Regions from separate parts of the Homo sapiens genome. Here region 1 is linked to region 2. A link is a contact called in ENCODE Hi-C or POLR2A ChIA-PET data. All regions are on one chromosome and are shown on one strand. Each heading gives the region's core, a stretch centred on a gene start or an enhancer-like site at or near the end of the contact. The rest is flanking DNA. Distances are from core to core; before and after follow the strand shown.

Region 1 (3,201 bases), core at 477-2,976, 36 kb before region 2:
CTAGGGGCGGGGAATTTGGAAGACTTCATGAAGAACTCAGATAACAAAGCCCTTCGGCGCATTTTTAAAAAGTGTGGGCGGCGAGTTTGTGCTTTTAACAACAAAGAAACAGGCCAGGCCCAGGAAACCCAGGTGAAAGCTCTTTTAACAAAGGTCAATGATCTGAGAAAAGAAAGTGGGTGGTCCGGGTATCCCCATACACAGGAGAACGTCAGCAAACTAATTAAAAATGTCCAGGAAATGTCCCAAGCCGAAAAACTCCTTAAAAATTTAATAGGTATTTTACAATAGGTAGCCGAAGTGCCTGGGGTCTCTTCAATTAGAGACACCCTCAGGTTGGGGGGAGGGGCGGGGCATGGTACAACCTGTGGGAAGGGAAGCGGGTTCATGGCTTTGAGGGCCTGAGAGGCAAATGCATCCCGCCTTGTGATGTATCAGCTATTTGTAGATAAATAAATTGCAGGTGGGGGCGAATAGTAGGGTATTATAAAGGAGAAAGAAGATACAAGGTGGGGAAATCTGGAAAAAGATTTCAGACATTAGGCTGATAATAAGTGGTAGAATCAAGTCACAAGAATCACCTCACTTGTGTAGGTAGGTTGGAATCAGGATAGACACTGTGATCAAGGCTGAGGCCACCTGGGATGAGAATATAGATAGTCGTACAACAACCCAGGGGATCCAGATACATGAGACCAGGGCAGCGTTCAGCACACTCCTGGGCATGGCGGAAGCAGGAAGCAGACTCCAGAGGGCCTCCCTGTTGTCCAGGGCCGTTGGCTCCCTGAGCTCTCCTGTCTCCTTTGGGATGCGACTTAGGGCTAGAGTGTTCTTTTCTTCACACGTTAGCCATTCCTTACGGCTCTTCACGTTCCACGCCTAGATGTGAAGTGGGACATAGTCTTCCATTGCTGGCTGTCCCTGAGGAAACAGACATGAGTCTTGGAGGTTCTGAATGATTTTATTGCTAATTATCACAGTGACATAGACTAGAACAGAAATTAGAAGCATAGTAAGATTGCCAAAATCAGAGAATCTTGCAAAGTTCTGTAATTCTAAGTGTTGTTCTAGATTTCCTCTAGAGAAGGTTATTAGAATCTCCATTGCGTTTCTCTTTCTCCTTCTCTTTCCCTTGAGGTTAGGAAACAGGTTAAAACTCAGAGAACTCCAATAATAATGGTTTAAAAACATCAGGGGCTTCCTGTATCTCCTGTCAGGAAGCCGAGGAATAAGCAGGCTGGGGCTGGTGGGCGTCAACATCCCAGTTTTGTTCTATCTTTCTGTCCCACCTGCACTGGGATGTGGCTTCTACACTCGAATTTGCTTCTTGGTTTCAAGACAGTGGTGTTCTTTCCATAGCTGAGCAGATTATTTTGAGAGGTGGGTGATATGTGAGAGAGAAATCTGGAACCTTCTTCTGGGTAGATACAGGATAAGATAGATACAGGGTAAAATGTTGAGCACTTTGTACATGCTTTGAGAGCATAATCTTTGTCATCTGTTTTTTTCCCCTAGACAATATCAGGTTACCGTCAACATTAATCCATTTAAAAGGACATGGACTGTTGCCATTAATACTTTTGGATTCCATATAACCCTTAACACAATAACTTCTAGAAAATGTGTGTGCCGTAGACACAAAGAAGGGAACAATAGACACCAGGGTATACTTGAGGGTGGAGGGTGGCAGGAGGGTGAAGATTGAAAAGCTGCCTATTGCGTGTTATGCTGGTTTCCTGGGTGACAAAATTACCTGTACACCACACCCCTGTGACACACAACTTACTCATGTAACAAACCTGTGCATGTACCCCTTGAACCTGAAATAAAAATTGGAAAGTAAAAAAAAGTGTGTAAATATATTTAGTTGAATCAAATAATAAAGATGAATCATTATGAATTCACATTCTCTTTCTGATTTCTATTTTTGTGATTTAGGGAAGCAGCATACCTTCATGAAGAGACAATTGAGATGTTTAGATACCTTGACTCAGGCGAGGTTTTTGTATCTTTGGTGCCTGAGGACCTTCATTTAGACTGGGTGACAGCCATTTGTGTGGCAGGTCCCTGACAGCTCAGTTATCTTTCACTCTGGACATCTAAGTATAGCAAGGACAAATAAATGTAACCAGTATTAGAACCAGAAACATGGGAGGAATAAGGTCTGAAAGGCATTTTGTGCTTCTTCCCTGAGCTTCCCTTCTGCCTGAAGGCAGAAACAAATCCCAGTGTGCTACCTATGGCTGAGCAGGTGACACTGGGAGCTGCACAAGGTGGGTGATGTGTGGGCTAAGCAATGTGGCATCCTCTCACAGGTTGGCTCTAACATACCTTGCTGTTTTCCTTCAGGTCCAAGTCTGAACGGGGCAACAATACTGCTGTGTCAGTTTCTCTGAGAAATACATGCCGAGAAAGAGTTAGGAGCACAAGAGGTTTATGGGGAAAGCTCATGAAAGACAAAAGAGGGAAGAAGCCAAATTGGGCAGGGAAAGCCTTCAGACTGTCATTTAGACTGGACACTTGCAAGAGAAAAGTGGGGAGGAGCTGAGTTGGGCAGGAAGAGCCTGGCAAAGCCCAGGCCAACTCAATAGGGAATTCTGGGGCAAAGACAGATTAATAGCCAAGTCCTGCATTGGACAGACACTAGGAGCTCTGCTGTGCTCCGCTTTAGGCTGGGGACTGGCTGGAGAAAGCATGGCTTCAGCTCAGAAGCTCAGATGGGACCTGACAGTGTTGCAGCTGGAGCTGAATGGCAAGTTTCTTCTTGAAGTGAAAGCCTTCAAGAGTGGCATCCCTTCCTCACTGCCATAATTGGCGGACATCCTCCATGTCTCACTGAAGACCCTCCTTGAGCTGGAAGTCCAGAACTGATATTCTACTCTCTCAAACATATGTGTCTTACCAAGGCCACTATCATGCTGGCCACCTATTGCTTGTCCTGCCTCTCCAATGTGACATCATTGAGGTAATGTGCTAGTTCTCAACTGGAAACAATTTTGCCCTGTAGAAGACATTTGGCAATTCCTGGAGAAATTTTCTTTTTCTTTTTTTGGAGACGGAGTCTTCCTCAGTCACCCAGGCTGGAGCGCAGTGGTGTGATCTGGGGTCACAGCAAGCTCCGCCTCCCAGGTTCATGCTATTCTCCTGCCTCGGGCTGCCGAGTAGCTGGGACAACAGGCGCCCACCACCACGCCCGGCTAA
Region 2 (3,414 bases), core at 596-3,095:
CACTGGCTAATTCACATGTTGTAATCCCAACACTGTAAATATCTGACTTCACATTATACCCATGTAAATCCTGTCTCAGTAGTTCTGGACTCAGCCATGGCTGCACTAATGTGCTGAACTGTGGGAAATCATACACAGCCCTATGCCTCTGTCCATGCTTAACCAAACTATGCAGATGGGACAGGCCAGAGAGGGTCACTAGGCCATCACCAGAAATGAGGATATGGCTGGCTTTAATTCTCCTGTGAATACAGCCATATTGGTAGAGATAGTTCAATCCTCTCACTGCTCCAAAGAGAATGTTTCTTATTAAAGTTTTACTCATTCCTTCAGGAAAATAGGTCCTCAAGAGTTGTCTTGCTGAACCATAGGCCATAAATGGAGAAATAACCCAAAGCCAGCTGCCAACAGTGAAAACTGTCCAATAAGTTGTAATATTGGGATGCCGGAAAAAGTGGGATAGAATCATGGCTTTCTGTAAAACTTTCAGGCGTTCTTTATTGCCGTTTTCCAGATTTGTAATTTTTGTAGTTACCAGCGTTCCCGTAGGAGTATGCCGTGCTAGATGGACAGAAGTCAACTTGTCAAATCCTCTTCCTATTTCTACTTGGAGCTCGTAGTGAGAAACGTTGGCGGAACATACTACTTCACTGGCTCTAGTGGATGGAGGCGACCAGGAAAGGGTTGGCTCTTCGACCAAGTATTGATGGATACTGGTTTCAGACTTGTTTTTCATGTTTGAGTGATTCAACTTGTGTTCTTGAACTAAAGCTCACAGAAAGTGACAAAAATCCAAATATTCCAAAGAAGGCTTTTGTTTTATCTTCCTTTGAAGATGCAGATATATCCTACTTAGCGGCGACGACGGCCAGCGACTCCCTACAGGCTGCCAGTGGTGCGGACCTGGGCGGGTGCCGGAGCCCGGATCACAGAGGGGCAAGGCGAGCGCTCTAGGCCCACTCCTGGCGTGGGGCGCTGGAGGGTGGCAAGGCCGCGACAGGGGCTGTGGGCTTGGAACTCTAAACATAGTATTCTTACGTAGCCAACTGGAATATCTGGTCAACCGTGAGAGCTTTGGGAACCTGCCTCTCACCTCAAGAAACCTCCAGAGCAGATTGGAACCATCCACTGGGTAAATTCTGGAAAATCTGTCTCTGCCTGAGACTGGGGTAGGAAGATGTGGGGTAGAGAGGAAGGTGGGGAAGGGATGTAGGATCTATTCCTTGGGTGCATCTTTACTTGTTAGGTCATGCATATTTTCAAACTTGGAAGAATTATACGAAAAGCAACTAGAGAAACTATGTGTTCATGGGCAGATTATTTTTCCAGGCGTCACCTTCCTTTTTTTCCCTTGGTTCCTAATGATTTAGACTCTGCCTTTGAGCCTCAGTGCTGTTAACTTTTGAATGAGTAACTTGAGGCCTTCCTGAAAGACTATAATAAAAAACCCATATTATACAATCACTAAGAACCCCCAGCTCTACGCTTGGAAATGGCAAGGTATATGCCTGTCTCTCTTCTTCCCCAAATCACCCCTCAGCCTCCCACTCCACCCTGGGAAGACAATCAGGTCCTGTGCCTTGTTTTCTAGGCAATATTTGGGTCATTTAATAAGGCTCTTTTGCATCCATCACTATAACCTGAAGCGAAAAATGTAGCTTTGGAAATGGTGTTTATAGCAGGCCCATGGGCAAAACGTTTCAACCGGGCAAAACTGAAGCAATCACCAGATTATGGAGCCGTATTTCTGTTTCTTTAAAGACAAACATTTTTGTGTGTGTGGCTCCACCCAGCCTGAGCTTCCTGACTGAGAGGTTTTGGTGGCGGTACAGACACTTTTAACTCACAGTAAAAGCAAAAGCAACAGCTCAAGCAGCCTCCTTGGAGAAAACCTGAAAATTCAACTTGTTCAAGAGAAGGTGAGCCTGGCTGAGAAGAGGGTCTGGTGCTATTGGGCTGCGAAGGGCAGTGGGGACAGGGTGTGTGGCTGGAGTGGACTCTGCCCTTAGGAGGGACAAGGCACTGTGCTAAGCAGCACTGCATAGAAGGTGCTGTGGGAGGGGTGAGTAGAAGGGGAGTGAGGAGATTTGTTTGCATGGAGCCCATGCATCTCATATGTAACAGGACACACATGGCTGCATAGTGCACCCTCCACTCACTGGCTGTTGTGATAGACACAGAGTGTTGCCTGATAACCTTCATAAGAAATTAAGGGCTCCTAAGACAGATTTGTAAAGGTGACAGGCAATTTAGAGTCCACCTGTCTAAGTCCCTCTTCTTACAGAAAAAGAATCAGAATCCCAATCCCAGAGATTTTGATGATTCTCCAAGGGGTACCCAGATCACTCATGGCGGAGGAACACTAGAATTCAGTCTGCTGACTTTTTCCAGCATTAAGCAGAGACAAGCTGTGTCCCTAACAGTGTAACATGTGGGGCTGCTGCGCCATTCAGTACAAAAAGAGTTGCCATAAAAGACCTTTATAGAAATCACTCTATGAAAGCCTAAGGACAACCCTGCAAGATTGGTTTTATTTTCCTTTTTTATAGCAGAGGGAACTGGATCTCAAGGAGCTACGAAATTTTCTAGAACCGGTGGGTCTGGCCACAGTTTAGAACTGTTCACCTCTGTTGTAAATGCTTTTGTCATTTCTCAGCCTTTCTCTTAGCTGGAGGTCCTCTGGATCTTCCAGGAACCACTTGAGAAAGTTTTAAAACTTGAGAAAGTTTTAAAGTGATATTTCTGACCATCTCTCTCACGTTTGGCTTCTCAATATGAGAGAGATGGAAAAGTCCACGAGAAATGCGGAGCCCTCCTCACGGTTCCCTTATAACAGGCTGGCTCCCAGCTCACCTTTTTGCAGAAAGCGTGGATCATCTCCTTTGCCCTCCACTGGTCTATCTCTGTGCCATGTCAATGAAAATTTAGAATCATGGCCTGAGAGTAGCCAAGAACAGGCAGTAGAGTGCACGGTTAAGAGTGAGCATGGTAGATTCAGACAGACTTTGAATCGAATGTCTTCTCTGCCCAATACCTCTTAGCACAGTGACCAGGGGCATGTTTCCCAGAATTTTTGAGCCACACCAGCTTCCTCATTTAAAAAATTAGAATAATAAAATTAGTTTCACTGTAGAGTATTTTTGAAGAATAAACGAGATATACAAAACATGTTTTATCAGGGTGTTCTGATATGCAGTCTCTGCTCGATAGTGGTTACACTATACATGGGTTAATTTTTTTATTTGTGAAAAATTTATACTTATTCAAAGGTAAAAACAATATAAGGAACTTCCATGTACCTATATTAAAATCTCACAGTTATCAATTTATGCCAGTCTTGTTCAAATATCTGCTCCTATTCTCAACTCTATCACAGATTATTTTGAAGCAAATGTCAGACATTACATCATTTTA

Evidence for each region. A loop is a pair of places that touch in the nucleus more often than their neighbours do. ChIA-PET counts read pairs that join two places held with the same protein, here RNA polymerase II (POLR2A). Pooled maps may share reads with other maps.
Region 1: a loop to region 2 is called in a map of CD4-positive, alpha-beta T cell, with 4 times the contacts of the local background. The contact joins the enhancer-like site here to the promoter of GIMAP7 in region 2. A Hi-C loop is called at or near these places in 18 of 168 maps with a recorded cell type or tissue (CD4-positive, alpha-beta T cell, CD4-positive, alpha-beta memory T cell, CD8-positive, alpha-beta T cell and 7 more) and 17 of 50 pooled maps. POLR2A ChIA-PET finds 5 or more read pairs at or near these places in 21 of 52 experiments (CD4-positive, alpha-beta T cell, CD4-positive, alpha-beta memory T cell, CD8-positive, alpha-beta T cell and 12 more).

Annotation. Positions count from the first base shown.
Region 1 is chr7:150,477,490-150,480,690 of GRCh38, forward strand. It overlaps GIMAP8 (GTPase, IMAP family member 8), which reads left to right. Exons shown (of 5, transcript NM_175571.4): 5 at 1-1,904. The coding sequence ends at 291. Among named protein-coding and RNA genes, the nearest start is that of GIMAP8, 28 kb to the left of the region's middle. RefSeq lists an enhancer at 1-605 and a silencer at 2,056-2,290. Within about 2 kb of position 1,727, at least 5 of the 41 ENCODE cell types and tissues checked have a DNase peak (open chromatin) inside an H3K27ac peak, as active enhancers do; they include CD4-positive, alpha-beta T cell, CD8-positive, alpha-beta T cell and natural killer cell, where a contact is called at or near this core.
Region 2 is chr7:150,513,027-150,516,440 of GRCh38, forward strand. GIMAP7 (GTPase, IMAP family member 7) reads left to right here and starts at 1,846. Exons shown (of 2, transcript NM_153236.4): 1 at 1,846-1,919. It also overlaps the pseudogene STRADBP1. RefSeq lists enhancers at 1,568-1,727, 1,738-1,997.